Regions from separate parts of the Homo sapiens genome. Here region 2 is linked to region 1. A link is an interaction called in ENCODE POLR2A ChIA-PET data of the cell type or tissue named here. Cell type or tissue: OCI-LY7. All regions are shown on one strand. Links, peaks and the distances in the headings refer to the core of each region. The heading gives the core; the rest is flanking DNA.

Evidence for each region. ChIA-PET counts read pairs that join two places held together with the same protein. Peaks named below come from ENCODE experiments on the same cell type or tissue, not always from the same donor. Only the 100,000 strongest peaks of a DNase experiment are listed, where the experiment ranks them.
Region 2: POLR2A ChIA-PET joins it to region 1 with 7 read pairs; 3 of 35 experiments call an interaction of 5 or more read pairs at or near these places.

Annotation. Positions count from the first base shown.
Region 1 is chr9:110,105,653-110,113,456 of GRCh38, forward strand. The region is part of intron 7 of PALM2AKAP2 (PALM2 and AKAP2 fusion); the gene reads left to right. Among named protein-coding and RNA genes, the nearest start is that of C9orf152, 99 kb to the right of the region's middle. RefSeq lists an enhancer at 364-971. In OCI-LY7, for the core only: no CTCF peak of the experiment used is centred there; a DNase peak (open chromatin) is centred at 4,699; H3K4me3 peaks cover 2,844 bases; H3K27ac peaks cover 3,730 bases.
Region 2 is chr9:109,918,539-109,926,342 of GRCh38, forward strand. PALM2AKAP2 (PALM2 and AKAP2 fusion) reads left to right here. Exons shown (of 11, transcript NM_007203.5): 4 at 5,197-5,311; 5 at 6,523-6,544. Among named protein-coding and RNA genes, the nearest start is that of PALM2AKAP2, 140 kb to the left of the region's middle. RefSeq lists enhancers at 1-30, 271-440, 551-620. In OCI-LY7, for the core only: CTCF peaks have their summits at 4,934 and 5,136; DNase peaks (open chromatin) are centred at 1,423 and 1,653; H3K4me3 peaks cover 210 bases; H3K27ac peaks cover 2,174 bases.

The sequences.
Region 1 (7,804 bases), core at 1,632-6,631:
CCCACAGAGCTAATGAGATGCCTAAGTACCACTATTTTTCATTGCTCTTTACTGTAGGGAAGTAGGTCTCTCTTTTTCTTTTTAATGTGAGTGGACATAAAATTTATCAGCAGGCATATCCACAGAAAACTGACTTTATTACAAGTATCCTTTTAGACTTGCAAGCTCCCTCAGCTAGTTAATTTTGCGTTTAAGTCTATGTGATTTTCATTCTAATGTCTTTTGGAATTAAATGTAATGTTGTAAGAAAAGAAGCGTCTGACCAATAAAGCAAGGCAGTCTAGGCTGTTTTATATATATATACGCACTTTATCCTGTCTAATGTAGTGCTCCTATTTTCTTTTTCATATTCTTTCTGTTAGAGCCAAATTCACTACTCTGACTTTGCATAATATAAATACAGATATCCTTACTCATTAAGAGGCTGTGTTGTTTTAGAAATTAGTAAGTGGCTACATCTGCATAATTTTGCATTGGTAAGAGTTGGCTTCTTTAGCGAACATGATTTTGTATTTTTGGAGAGGAAAACCTTGGGCCCATCAGGTTAGCCTTTTCTGAGATGGAGACTCAAGTGGGACCACCCAGGATGGTCACAGCTTCAACTCCCACACAATGAGAACTTGTGACTATAGCCTGGGAGAGCTGACTATGCAGGAGACAAGAAATCAGAGAGTTGGGTCCAGAGGTAGCTGGCAGAAAGAAGATTCTATTAATATTTTAACCTCAGAAGAGCAGCGTCTAAATATGTGAAATGAGTGCTGGCCTAGAGGGGAAGGGCCATACTCTTAACCACCTCAAGCTGGTCTTATCATTGTTGCTGGGGGGGATGTGTAAGGCTACAACCTTCCCTTTTAGGTAGAGGGAAGAGAGGACTCCCTTGTGGGTGTGCACAAAGGAGTATGATGAGAAGAGGGTGGTGATGGGTGCTTAGCTTGATGCTTACATTGTCCCAGTGCAGCTCCATGATTGCAGGTACCTTGAGAGGACCCATGTGCAGTAAGGTGGGAGGTTAGGAAAAGCAGAGAATGCCAGCCAGCCATGAGTGGATTTGAGAGGTCTGAAGGACAAAGGCAATGTTGCTTTGTATGGGTGCACAAGGGGATATGTGCATTTAAATCCGTCAACAGTCCAGAAATTGGATTGCCATTTCAGTTCCCAAACAAATGGCTTGTTTATTAAACTAAAAGCCCCTATCTCCATTAGGAAATATTCAATTCCAGCAATTAGCCCCAGGGTGAAAGAGGTCTCCCTCTCTCCAGTCTGTTTTTGCTCTGTTCCCAAACAATGCTTTGATGTGCAAGGCACTCCTAATGGAAGATAAGTCATCAATTAGCCCGATGGAAGGTTAAGCTGAAAACAGACTTTTCAGGGAAGGGATTATCACTGAGCTGTTAATCACTGATTGACATTATCTATTGGGGATATATTCTTATGGGAGACTTACTCTCCACCCAGGCAGAAGGTAACAAAGATGCAAAAATATTCTAGTTGTTTGGTTTTTTTAAAAAATGAGTTTTAGTGTCCTATAGCACCATAGAATAACTGTAGTTAACAATAATATACAGTTTCAAATAGCTGGAAGATGGGCACTGAATGTTCCCCACACAAAGAAATGGCAAATGTTCAAGATGATGAATATGTTAATTGCCCTGATCTGATCAGTATGCATTGTATGTACGGAAACATCACTATGTACCCCATAAATATGTACAAGTAATATATAATAAGTAAATTTTAGAAATAAGAGAAAAGAAAAAATGTGAGTTTAGAAATAGGATCTTAGATCAATTGAGTCGGGGTGGAGATGATAATAGTTTTCTTTCTAAACAAGTATCTTTTACTTTCTTTAAGAATTGTTGGTCATAATATGATTACATTGCTAATTTATGAAATAAAAAGTAAGGAGAACCTCTAATTTTTTTTTAGAGTGGGGAGACAGTGTCTCACTCTGTTGCCCAGGCAGGAGTGCAGTTGTGCCATCTCAGCTCACTGCAACTTCCTCCTCCCGGGTTCAAGCGATTCTCCTGCCTCAGCCTCCCGAGTAGCTGGGACTGCAGGTGTCTGCCACCATGCCCAGCTAATTTTTGTATTTTTAGTAGAGACGAGGTTTCACCATGTTAGCCAGGCTGGTCTTGAACTCCTGGCCTCAGGCAATCTGCTTGCCTCGGCCTCCCAAAGTGCTAAGGATTACAAGCATGAGCCACCATGCCCTACCAGAACCTCTATTTTTATAAGAGTAAGTTGATATGAACAATATTGTGAATGTAAGCACAGTGCACATGAGGCAAATTTGTAATTCTGTGCTTGAGTTTTACAAGTGAAATAAGTTTATTTTTTAAACTCCAAGTAGTGGCAGATGAGTGTTAATTTACCTACAACTTTTCAGGAAAATATCAATTGCATACATTAAGCTATTTTGCTGTTATTTTTTTTTTTTGCTTTGTGCCTTTTGTTTTTCTTTTTTTCTTTTTTTTTTTTTTGAGATGGAGTTTTGCTCTTGTCTCCCAGGCTGGAGTGCAATGGCGCAATCTTGGCTCACTGCAACCTCTGCCTCCCGGGTTCAAGTGATTCTGTCTCATCCTCCTGAGTAGCTGGGATTAAGGTGCCTGCCACCACGCCCAGCTAATTTTTGTATTTTTTAGTAGAGACAGGTTTTCACCATGTTGGCCAGGCTGGTCCTGAACTCCTGACCTCAGGTGATCCACCTGCCTCGGTCTCCCAAAGTGCTGGGATTACAGGCGTGAGCCACCCCGCCTGGCTGCCTTTTGTTTTTCTAGTACGCTGATGAGACCAAAAAGAAGATATAATAAAATTAATTGCCAAAAATTTAGAAAATGGAATAGGGTAGTTATTCTACTACCCTAATATAATCAATAACTATTGTACTGCCTACCACTCTTTTTTCTCCTGTTTGCTACAGGGGTGCAATCCATTTACCTAGATTCTGTTTCCTAATTAGCCTCATAGAATGTTTCAAAAATCGTGACCCATATAGCTTAATGAGTACAGAGTTTCTGTCTAAGGGGTGATGAAAAAATCTTCAAAATAGTGGTAATGGTTACACAACATTGTGAATATAATTAATGCCACTGCATTGTACACTTAAAATGGTTAAAATGGCAAAATTTAAGTTATATATTGCACGACAATAAAAGAAAGTGTATCAAAATTATGCCCCTGCATTTAAAAAAAAATTTTTTTTTGGTAGGGGGAAGTAAAGGATTGACAGATTTCAGAGTCTGTGGTGCTAGGAGAAAATTTTAGGGTGGAGTTATTCTCCATGGGGCTCAAAACCCAAAACTTTTCAATACTATTGAATATTAGCAATAATAAGCTTGTAATTCAAAGCAGCAGGGTGGTACGTTGTTAAAACTTCAGAAACCGGTCCGGCGCGGTGGCTCATGCCTGTAATCCCAGCACTTTGGGAGGCCGAGGCAGGTGGATCACCTGAGGTCAGGAGTTCGAGACCAACCTTACCGACATGGAGAAACCCTGTCTCTACTGAAAATAGAAAATTAGCTGGGCATGGTGGCACATACCTGTAATCCCAGCTAGTCAGAAGGCTGAGGCAGGAGAATTGCTTGAACCCGGGAAGTGGAGGTTGCGGTGAGCCGAGATCTCGCCATTGTACTCCAGCCTGGGCAACAAGAGGGAATCTTTGTCTCCAAAAAAAAAAAAAAAAAACCAGAAAGAAAGAAACATTTAAAAAAAAAAAAAAGAAAAACTTCAGAAGCCTTCTGAGGTTCAGAGGTCATGTTTCGGAGGTCATGTTTCAGGGTGCGGTATTTGGAGCCCTCCCGGAAACACAAAAGCCTCCCTGGTGACATTCTTAGCCCCTAGGAAGGGCAGTAATGACAGCCCACAACTGACAAGTACTGATGAATAGTTCTTGAAGGCAAACCCTGCCCTCAGGGAGCTCTGCCATAGCTTGACATGTCTTCTAGAACTACGTGCAAGGGGTCGCAGAGCAGCTAATTCTGCCGCGGTATGGGCAGTCACCAGGAAACTTCAAGGGGGAGCAGGTTTAACCTGAATCCTTGCTGAAAATAGATGAATTTGCCTGGGAGTGAGAGAGGAAAGGGCATGCCTATGTGGAGGTACCAGCAAGGGGACAGATACAGGAAAAGGGTGCCAGGCCCCTTAATTCCAGGTTTAGGAGTTTCTTTTAAAAAAAAAGTTCAGTCTCAAAAAACTAAAAATAGAAGTACCATATGACCTAGCAATCCCACTTCTGGGTATAGATCCAAAGGAAATGAGATCAGTATGTTGGAGAGAGGGACTGGCTGGAGGGGAGGGGGATTGGGGAGATATTGGTCAATGGATATAAAATTTCAATTATGCAGCAGGACTAAATTCAAGAGCTCTATTGTACAACATGGTGACTATAGTTAATAATGATGTATTATATATTGTACTTGAAAGTTGCTAAGAGGGTAGATTTTAAGTGTTCTCCTCACACATATGTGAGGTAACATATAGTAATTAGCTTGATTTAGTCATTCCACAAAGCATATGTATTTCAAAATATCAAGTTGCATACCATAAATGTATACACTTCTTTTTTCTTAATCAGAATAAATAAATAGTCCGAGGGACATTTATTGAGGGCCTAGTTGTTGGGCAGCATCTTAGGCTTCTTTTGGTTTCTAAATGGTGCCCTAGTCAGGGCTTGGTGAGTTTCAGATCCCCAGAAAAAGTCTGTTCTTAGCTTTGATGGGGGAAGGAAGACCCAGAGCAAACCACAGTGGCACTGCTGATCTAGAGCACCCTTTAGGGTGGCTGGGGGTCAGATTACAGACTGGACCACACTCCTAACTTTCTTTACCCCTGAGACCTCTGGAGTCCTAGATGTGGACGTGGTGTTTATGGTGCATTCATGTTTCTGAACTCTTTTTTTTTTTTTTTTTTTTTTTTGAGATGGAGTCTCACTATCATCCAACCTGGAGTGCAGTGGTACGATCTTGGCTCACTGCAACCTCTGCCTCCCGGGTTCAAGCGATTCTCCTGCCTCAGCCTCCTGAGTAGCTGGGATTACAGGCACCTGCCACCATCCCTGGCTAATTTTTGTATTTTTAGTAGAGTCAGGGTTTCACAATGTTGGCAAGGCTAGTCTCAAACTCCCGCCCTCAAATGATCCACCTGCCCCAGCCTCCCAAAGTGCTGGGATTACAGGCGTGAGCCACCATGCCTGGCCTATGCTCCTGAATTCTTAAATACTCCAAATGATGCGATCCAGGCTTACAAGAGAGGAAGGAGAGTTAGATCTATGAATCTAATTAGGCTAAATGTTTTAAACAGCTCTTCTCTCAGGATATTGTTTTTGTTCATATCCCAATTCTGAAATTCATTAGCCTTATAGAAATTTATTAAGCCTGAATTACAGAGTGAAATCAAGAAGCATTTTTTTTTCCTTTTTTCTTTTCTTTCTTTCTTCTTTTTTTTTTTTTTTTTTTTTTTGAGACGGAGTCTTGCTCTGTCACCCAGGCTGGAGTACAGTGGCAAGATTACGGCTCACTGCAGTCTCAATGGCTCAGGCTCCAGTGATCCTCTGACCTCAGCCTCGTGAATAGCTGGGGTCACAGGCATGCACCACCAAACCCGGGTATTTCTTTTAATTATTTGTAGAGATGGGGTCTCATTACGTTGCCTAGGCTGGTCTTGAGCTCCTGGCCTCAAGTAATCCTCCTGCTTTGGCCTCCCAAAGTGCTGGAAATATAGGCATAAGCCACTACACCTGGCCTCAAGAAGTAATTTTTAAATAATATTTTTCATAAGAAGTTGAGCCATGTTACTGAAATGATGACATGCTGAATGGTGCATTGCAGCATTGCATAGTGAAATTGAGGGGACTTGACTAAGTTGGGAGCTGGCAAACCCCTTGCCACCACCACAGCCTTTGCAGATAAAGTCTTTGCCTTGCTTTCCCATCCCCTAACGGCAAAATGAATTGCTAAGATGAGAAAAAGGAATTTTGCACCATCTGCACCAATTCTGAGGTTTTGCAAGTGATCACCAATGTGGAGAGTATGGTTCAGGGCTACATGTTTATTTTTATTTTTATTTTTATTTTTATTTTGCATCCAGCGTGCTCAGAAAAACTAAAGGAAAAAAAATGGAAGGATGAACATTTTAAAATACAACAAAGCTGCATCATCCTCCAGTCAACGTTTTGGTTCCAGCTGCCTTCTAGCATTGCACAGCTTGAGATGTTTGTTGCTTGTGTTCCTGCAGCATTGAAGCCCCCACTCCCACACCCAGCCCCTGTCATTTCCTGTTTTCAGATCCCCACCTTCTGCCCTGCATGTTGGGGAGGGGTCCATGGCCAGAACGGAATGGCAGCTCTCTGCTATTGTAGGATCCCTGCTGTTGTGCTCGAACCTGTATATAAGACAAACAGTCATTCTTGGGAGTGGCCAGACATTATCTAGAGAATTCCAACCACTCAGCTGAAGAGAAAGTCACTCACCTGGAGTATTTAGAGAACTCCAGGCATCTTTAAGCAGGTACAGGTGGGAGACACAGCCCTTGAAGATTACCATCCGAGATACAGCTAAGAGCTCAAAGTGAATTCTTAGATTCAGTGAGCCATGACACATCATGTGTTTTGGAAGAGCAAAAAGGATGTCAAGATGTGCTTCTTTATAGTGGGCTTTGGAGAGCTGGACAGGCCAGGGCTTGGCTCTCAACTGTGCCCCTCCTTGTTTTGTGTCTTTGGGCAAATTACTTAAGCTCTGAGCTTCAATGTGTTCATCCACAAAATACGGATTAGCCCTATTTCACAGAGTTGCCATGAGGATTTATTGAGATAATGTATGTAAATGTCTACACATTGTAGGTATTCAATTAATAATTGTTACCATCATCATCCATATCATCTATATTTCCTGTCAAGGAAACTGGCATACCAGCTAAGCCAGCAAGCACATGCAAATAGTTCTAGGACCCATTTAGAGTATATGATAAAGTAGAAAAAGAATCTTGAAGCCGGTCTTCCTTGTTAAGTTTCTAGTCGAGATTGTCCCAGTTTCCACCTTTGTATCTACAAGAGGCAAGATAGTGGTTAAAGGCCCTGAGACAGATTTTCCTCCAGTTCAATCCCAGCTTTAGCACTTATGGCTGGAGCCCTTGGGCAAGTCACTTAAAACTCTCTGAACCTTGGTTTCCTGATATGTAAACTACAGCTATCAAGAGTACTGACCTCCTACGCTTGTTTTGAGGAATAAATGTAATTATGCATAAAAATCGCATGGTCTAATGCCCAGCATATCATAAATGCTCAACAAAGGTTATGAGCACCTCATCATCAACTAAAGTTGCTAATGCCTTTGAGGACTCTCGGGCTCTTTGTTCCTTCTCCAGTTTGACAGGGTACATTACCATTGCCAGCTCTGTGACAGGCTTTGTAACCTGGCTTCTGTGTACAACAGCATACATGTATGCTTCTGCTCCAGCTGGGCAGTCGATAAGCCTGCAGCCTTTGCTGGTTGATATGCCCTTATTCCACAGGTATTCTTTGCTGTTTCTGTTTTATCTACAGGTTTTTATTTTTGTTGTTGTTGTTTGTCTTTTTGTTTTTGTTTTTGTTTTTTTCTTTTTTTTTTTTTTGAGATGGAATCTCACTCTGTCACCAGGCTGGAGTGCAGTGGTGCGATCTCAGCTCACTGCAACCTCCACCTCCCAGGTTCAAGAGATTCTCCTGATTCAGCCTCCCGGGTAGCTGGAACTACAGGCGTGCACCACCATGCCCAGCTAATTTTTGTAATTTTAGTAGAGATGGGGTTTCACCATGTTGACCAGGATGGTC
Region 2 (7,804 bases), core at 1,353-6,352, 190 kb before region 1:
TGCCCATTCTTTATTTTTAGCACAGCAACATCTACTTGGCTCTTCCAGAGAAGACTGCATTAGATTTCAGTCATGAAACTACAAAACAGTGGCGTCTGCAGCCTGGCTGGGATGACTGTTGTTAACCCCATGACACTCTGTTCCTTGCGAAGCTGCTTTGCCCCAGGACTCAGGTTTTCCTGAGAAAGAGAGCAGCCTGGACTGACCACACCCTCAGAGCCTGGCCCAAGGCCACATGTGAACTTATAGAAAAATCTGCTATTGGATCTGACATAAACTCTCCATTTCCTTCATTCATTGCATTTGGGTTGAAACTCAGTTGTTGTTATCACAAAGGTTTCATTTCGTTCCTTTTTTTTCTCTCCCTCTCTCTTCGTTCCTTCTCAGTTACACAGTATCATGACCCAAATCTTTAGCACCTGAACCATATAGCGCAGAGCCTTGAAACCCATAGGGCCAGGGCACCCCGTGGAGACAGGCCAGCCAGTGGGCATCAGGTCGCAGAGAATTCTTAACCACTTAAGGTTGCTTCACTGGAAGAAGTGAGTTACTGAGAGACAGCCATTTTCGGTTTTAGTCAGCCATTTTTATCACGATCTTGTTTGTTTTAGAATCCCCTGTAGTGCCTAGCTCGGAGTCCAACCAAACAAGCTCCATAAATGTTGATTTTGAATTTAAATAGATGTTGGGGTGCTCCCATTTCCCCTTCACTAGACACATGGGAAGCTGAGGCCCTGGCCCCTCTTTCATGCCACAGCCTGGGAGATGCTGCCTTCTCAGCAGAAAGCCTCAGGAGGTATTTTGAAAAGGGAATTTGTTGTTTTCATTCTGGTTAGATAAGTTACAAACTAATTTTTTAAACTGGGAAAATATTGAAAATTGTTTTTTAAAAATGAAATCACCTTTAATTCCATTACTCAGAGACAACTATCACTGACATTTTTCTGTTTTTTCAGTCTTAATTCTCATGAAGGTGTGCCCTGTTTCCCTCCAGATTTCTCAGAGGATTCAGGATTAGGGAAGGGAGGAGAGGGTGCCTTATGTTCTTTCTAATCGTTTAGCTTTGGGTATTATTGGGATATATATAAATACATTAACACACATATAAATATATGTGTATATATATTATATAACTGGCATATACATTATTGGGATATATATTAGTAGGATGTATATATATATATGTGTGTATACATATGTGTGTGTGTGTGTGTGTGTGTGTGTGTGTATATATGTAAAATGTATACACACTTCTATTTGACCTGTACCAGTTCATTATTACCACAATAATGCTAACTAACACGCCCTCAAATTCAGTGGCTTAAACCCAAAGTCATTTATTCTTGCCCACACTTCTGTGAGTAGGCTGGGTATTTGCTGATCTAGGCTGGGCTTAGCTGAGTGGCTCTAATTTCAGGTGCTTCTGAACTATATAGCTGAGAGCCCTGAAACCCATAGGGCCAGGGCACACTGTGCCTATCTATGGGTTTGCCTCAGGTCTATTCCATGTGTGTTCTTTCTGTGGTCCAGGCTGAAGGGGCAGCAGCTGCCCAGATAAGTTATTGTCTTGGCATTGGAAGGGGTGCAAGAGGACAAGCTCAACTGGGCAAGCACTTTTCAAGCCTCTGCTTGTGTCTTATCTGCTCACATCCTATTGGCTAAAGCAGGTCACATGGCTGCGGCCAGTGCCAAGGGACTGGGAAGTGTAACCCATCTACCATAAGCCTAGAGCAAATCACATGGTCAAGATTGACATCAGTGGCTTGGGGAAGCATGTACTCTTCCCATGGAAGTAAGGGAGGAAGGAAGGGAATATTTTTGAGAATAATGTAATCTTTTTTTTTTTTTTTTGAGATGGAGTCACACTCTGTTGCCCAGGCTGAAGTGCAGTGGTGCAATCTGGGCTCGCTGCAGCCTTGCAGCCTCTGTCTCCTGGGTTCAAGCGGTTCTCCTGCCTCAGCCTCTAGAGTAGTTGGGATTACAGGTGTGCACCACCATGCCCAGCTAATTTTTGTATTTTTAGTAGAGACGGGCTTTCACCATGTTGATCAGGCCAGTCCCAAACTCCTAACCTCAGGTATACGCCTGCCTCGGCCTCCCAAAGTGCTGAGATTACAGGCATGAGTCATCGCAACCGGCCCAAGAATAATATAATCTACTGCACACCCTAAATATCTGCTAAAGTACTCTGTACTTTGAGATTTAAATCAAATCTGCTCAGGCCAGGTGTGGTGGCTCATGCCTGTAATCACACCTCAAATAAATAAATAAATAAATAAATAAAACCTGCTCAGAGCCCACCTGGTTGGTAGTATCATCCAGTCTACACAGGGAACCTCTAGTCCAGAGCTCCTCTACTCATTGAATTAATTCAGTTTCTGGATAATGTGACTGTCTCGTGTGTTGTTCCTATTTCACACTCATGTCTCTTTACTTACTCCCCCCAAAATAATTTACACAGATGTGTGTAGAAGATTTTGCTGAACATCTGGACCAGCAAAGAAGTTTTACATCTTTATGTTCGTATCTCTAGATTGGCCAGCCCCCTCTCCATAAATTCTCTTTGCGTCTCGCCCACACACAGCCTCTCAAGTTAAAGCTTGCTGAAGAATTCACTCTTGTCTCCAAAATTCTGAAAGTCTTATCTTGGCTGGGCCACACCTTTGCGCAACTTAGCTCAGCTTTTTAAATTCATTCAATGTAGGTGTATTGAGCATTTGTGCCCTCTGTCTGAGGAATTTATAATCTAGTAGGGGAAATTAATAATGTATGTTACTATTTGGGGCCAGAAAATTCTTTGCTGTAGGGTGCCATCCGGTGCACTGTGGGATGTTTACCAGCATCCCTGGCCTCTACCCACTATGTGCCAGTAACACCAGTCCCACCCCCTTGAGCTTTGGACAACCAAAATATCTCTAGACATTGCTGAATATCCCCTGAGGGACAAGATCACCTCAGTTGAGAGCCACTGCTCTAATATATGGTAGACTTGATAAGACTTCTGATAAAACAAAATAATGTGCTAAGAAATGTTCAGAGGGAAGCGATGTTATTTCCTGGCAGTGAAATCTGTGAACACCTCATGACAGGTGGCATCTGAGCTGAGACTTCAAGAATGGTTGGGAGTTTGAGTTGAGTTTCCTAGAGGAGGAAAAGACATGGGGTACATGTGGGCAAATAAGAGTGGCTCTATTTGACTAATGCATGAAGTGAAATAGGCATGTTGTTAGAGTGGAGCTGATAGGTACTGGGAGGCTAGATACCATGGGGACTTATAAGCTGTAGGACTTCTACTTTTACCCTGAGTGAAATGACAAATATTTCAGAGCTGTGTTCATTTGGAGGAGGTTAATTTGGATATAGGGCTTGCCTTCATAACCCAAAGTAATTGCTGCAAAGATTATCCCTCCAGAGGTCACTTTTCTGACACCCAGGAAGGAAACAGAAAGGCCATCTGAGGGGCACAGTATGTCGCTAAATAAATTCATGCCTGGATCTTGGTGTTCCTTACCTTTCAGAAAACCCCACTCTGAACTCCTTATTTTAGGTCTAAGTCTAATGGCCAGTTCCCGAGAGCAGATTAAAAGATGGAAAAAGAGGGCCAGGCACGGTGGCTCACGCCTGTAGTCTCAGCACTTTGGGAGCCTGAGGCAGGAGGATTGCTTAAGCCCAGGAGTTCAAGACCCACGCAGGCAACATAGTAAGACCTCACCTCTACAAAAAAAAATTAAAAATTAGCTGGGCATGGTGGTGTGTGCCTTTAGTCCCAGCTCCTTGGGAAGCTGAGGTGGGAGGATTGCTTGAGCCCAAGAGGTAGAGGCTGCAGTGAGCTATGATCGTACCACTACACTCCAGCCTGGGTGACAGAGTGAGACTCTATCTCAAAAAAAAAAAAAAAAAAAAAAAAAAAAAAAAAAAAGATGGAAAAGGAGGAAGGCAAGGGAGGGGACTTATATAGGCAGACACAGACTCAGCAGCAAAGCTTCCAGCACAACAGAGGGGAAAGAGACCAAAAGAAAAAATGAATGAATGAGTGATTGAATGAATGAACCAATGAATAAATTCAGATCAAATAATTCAAGAGGCACAGCAATCTAGAGTTTTAGCAAGAGAACATTTATCCCTTCATTCTTCCTGAAGACATTGCTGCATATCAGTGCCATCCTACTCTGCCAATATATGTAATGTTTAACAAGGTGGGGGATGTGGAGAACACTTTAGATCCCATGTGGTAAGAGTTGCTCAATGGTTAGGAACAGGGTCTAGAGTCAGAGCACCTGGCTTGAATCCTTGCTTCAAGGCTCTGTGGCACTAAAGCCTGCTTTACTAGGTTACTTCACCTTGCCAAGCCCTACTGATCTCATCGGTAAAATGGGGATTCCCTACTCACAGGGTCATTGGGAAGTTTGGATAAAATAATCCACATGAATTCTTAGCTCAGTTCCTGGCACAGAATAAGTGCTCAGTAAATACTGGTGGTAATTATTATCATTTCACTGAAAGAATATGGCTGTTGAGACTTTCCCCAAATCATAGCTGCAGCTGCTATTCTGGAATATTTCCAGAGTCTCCTGGCAGTGCTGAAATTTCCCTTTTATAAAATACATAGGATGGCTGTGAAAATTGAGGAAAGTTCCAAAAGGCAGGGGCAGTTGCATCTGTCTTCTTCATTTCCCTTCTTTTTGGCAGTAGAATCCAGACCACAGAGGGAGAGGACACCAGGCTCCCAAGGGTACTGGCCACCAGCTATTTCTTGGCAACATACTTCCTTTGAGCAAGAATGGCCCTTTACTTTTTGACCAACCTGAGAGAGCACTTACTCTGAGCCGGTCAGGAGAATATGAAGCTATTTTCCTTCTGATGTTATGTCCTATGCTATGTAAATATAATCTCCCTCCAAATAAGAAAGGTGCACATGCATGGTGTTGGCAGGGAAACATCGAAACATATTGCATAGTGGTGGCTGTGAACCAGTGGAGGCAGTGCTGTGTTGATTTCCCTTGACCAATGTCTGCCCAGTGGCAGAGCTGGAAACACAAGATGCTGTGTAATGTAAAACCTTGGCCTGGCTCCTCAGCGTAATGTAAAACAAAGGCTGCCAGGAAGGTACAAATCGCCCAACAGGAAGGAGCTGCTCTCTTGCCCGTGGATGGCAGGACAATAAAGTAACTTGTCCTTTGTTTGTGTGTTTTCCAGGCTGGAGCAAGAAATACAAACGCTAGAAAGTGAAGAGTCCCAGATATCTGCCAAAGAGCAAATCATCCTAGAGAAACTGAAGGAAACAGAAAAATCCTTCAAGGACTTTCAGAAGGTGAAGAAAACCAAAACGATTTCTCAAAGTTATTTCCATGGGGAAGTAGGGCCTAGCAAAATGGTGCTAACTGGGAAACAGGCCAGTGGGCATTGATGAGAAATCTGAGCCACGAACTCTATGAAATGAGGGGCAGATGTGTGAGGACCAGGGGCCATCCTGAAGCTAAGCATGACATATCTTTGGGTGTGGGACCATCTGGCCTGCTGCAAGGCATAGGGAAGAGTCATTAGATTACCCCATCTGCCTGCTCTCCGGATCCCTGATATGCCTTGTGCCTGAAAAGCCTTCTCTTATTGGACTCTAGAATTCTAAAACCAATTCTGATGAAGCAGAATAAACATGCTCTTTGTGGCTTTAATTATAGTTTGCTTTTTGAGTCTTTCATTATAAAAAGGCCAGAAGCAACACCTTATGAAGTGGACAAGAATTCCAAATACAAAGAGTGTAAATACATGACATTTTACTGTATATAGAAACAGATGGTGCCTGTAATCCCAGCACTTTGGGAGGCCGGGGCGGGTGGATCACGAGGTCAGGAGATCGAGACCATCCTGGCTAACGTGGTGAAACCCTGTCTGTACTAAAAAATACAAAAAAATTAGCCAGGTGCGGTGGCAGGCGCCTGTAATCCCAGCTACTGAGGAGGCTGAGGCAGAAGAATGGCATAAACCTGGGAGGCGGAGCTTGCAGTGAGCTGAGATTACGCCACTGCACTCCAGCCTGGGCGACACAGCAAGACTGCGTCTCAAAAAAACAAAAACAAAAAACAAAGACAAACAAACAAAAAAACAGGTGGTGCCGTGTATCAAAGAGTAGAGTCCGTAAAACCAGTAGGCTCTGAACAAACATCTCAGGACCTCCCTCCATTTTATAACTGTTTCTGCTGTACCTATGAGTGACAGAAAAGCAATCTAATGAAATCAATTTAGGATGGGATTTTCTGATATCATTCTCCAGCATGACCAAGGATATTTGCTAGATCATTGAAATAAATCTCTATTGGGAGAAATTTAGTATAAATTGGGAATTATAATTTTGGAATTCTAAATAAATTGTCCAGAAGAAAAGAGATCGTTGCGTTTCCCCAGCACAGTCAAATTCTGGGCTGGGGCATGGGAGAAAGATGGGTTAAGTCTTTAAAGATGGGAAAAGATGGGATTGTACCCCCACATGTAGAGTAACGCTCTGCCTTGTTTTTGTTCCTACAGGGTTTCTCCAGTACGGATGGAGGTAAGTGCTCTCTGCCCCGACTGTAGATGAATGTTTTAATCCTGGTCAGCTTAGGGGGTTTCATTAACAGGGGCTTAAGGAAGAGGTACTGTGTTGATTTGTAAAGGCATCAGAAGAAGTAGCAGCGCTGGTTGCAGGCCACTGAGGAGGTCCACATTCCAAGCCTTCCCTGCCTCTCTTCTTCAGGAACTATCTCTTGGCTCACTGTTTCTCCTCTTACAAAATTGGCCTGGCTCTTCTCCTTCCCATTAGTCCCAACACTCACTGCTTGGGCCTCTCTTGAAAGGTACCCAGCAAAGAAGAGTACTAACATCAGGACCTGGTCCCTTGTAGGGATGAGCCCATTTGTCTTGGTGGTTAGGTCCTCAGGTTGAAACATACGTGAGAAGTTTAAGAAATTTGGGGAAAATATTTGGTGTTTGGGAAACCTTTCTACAGCCTCTGGATTTTCTTTGCTTTCTCTCTCTCTCTCTCTGATCAGACAACTGTCGTTTCTTTCATAGAAACAGGGCTGGGCAAAAACTTCCCTCCCTGTGTGGGATAGTTGGTTCAGAGCATAGGAAGGTAGGAGTGGGGTCCTGGCTTCCTGGTGGCAAGAGCAGGTCTTTCACCTTCTCTACCTTCCCTACCTTTCCTCTGTCCTCTCCTCTCCTTACCTGGACTGTGGGGATGAACTTGAGATTGTGTACTTCTCACCCTTCACCTTGCTCCCTATCCTCAGCTGCAAACCCATGATTCCTACTTTCATTTGGCCCTCAGCTAGACCTGCTTTACAATGCAGGGACTTGTTGGAAAGACCAGATATTGTCTGCTCCCCTGGCTCTTAGAAAGTCACATTCTAGGGCTGGGTGTGGTGGCTCAGGTCTGTACTGCCAGCACTTTGGAAGACTGATGTGGGAGGATCCCTTGAGCCCAGAAGTTCAAGGCTGCAGTGAGCTATGGTCACACCAGTGCACTCCAGTCTGGGTGATAGCAAGGTCTTGTATTAAAAACAAACAAAAAAGGTCAACCTCTAGACTAGGAAGATGATCAGGAGCCAGGATAAGAATTGGCATCAGTGTTTTCCCAGCGTCATTTGGAAATATACGGGGAAAGGTTTAAAAATGTGTTTCTCTGGATTAGTCAAAGGTATTTGCATGAAGGATAGTTCTGACTTTGGCAAAACAAACAAACAAACAAACAAACCTGTGATTTTTAATTTTTTTTTCCCCTAGCAAGAGACCTGGATTTTGTCTCCCCAGGTGATCTTTAGGAAGGTAC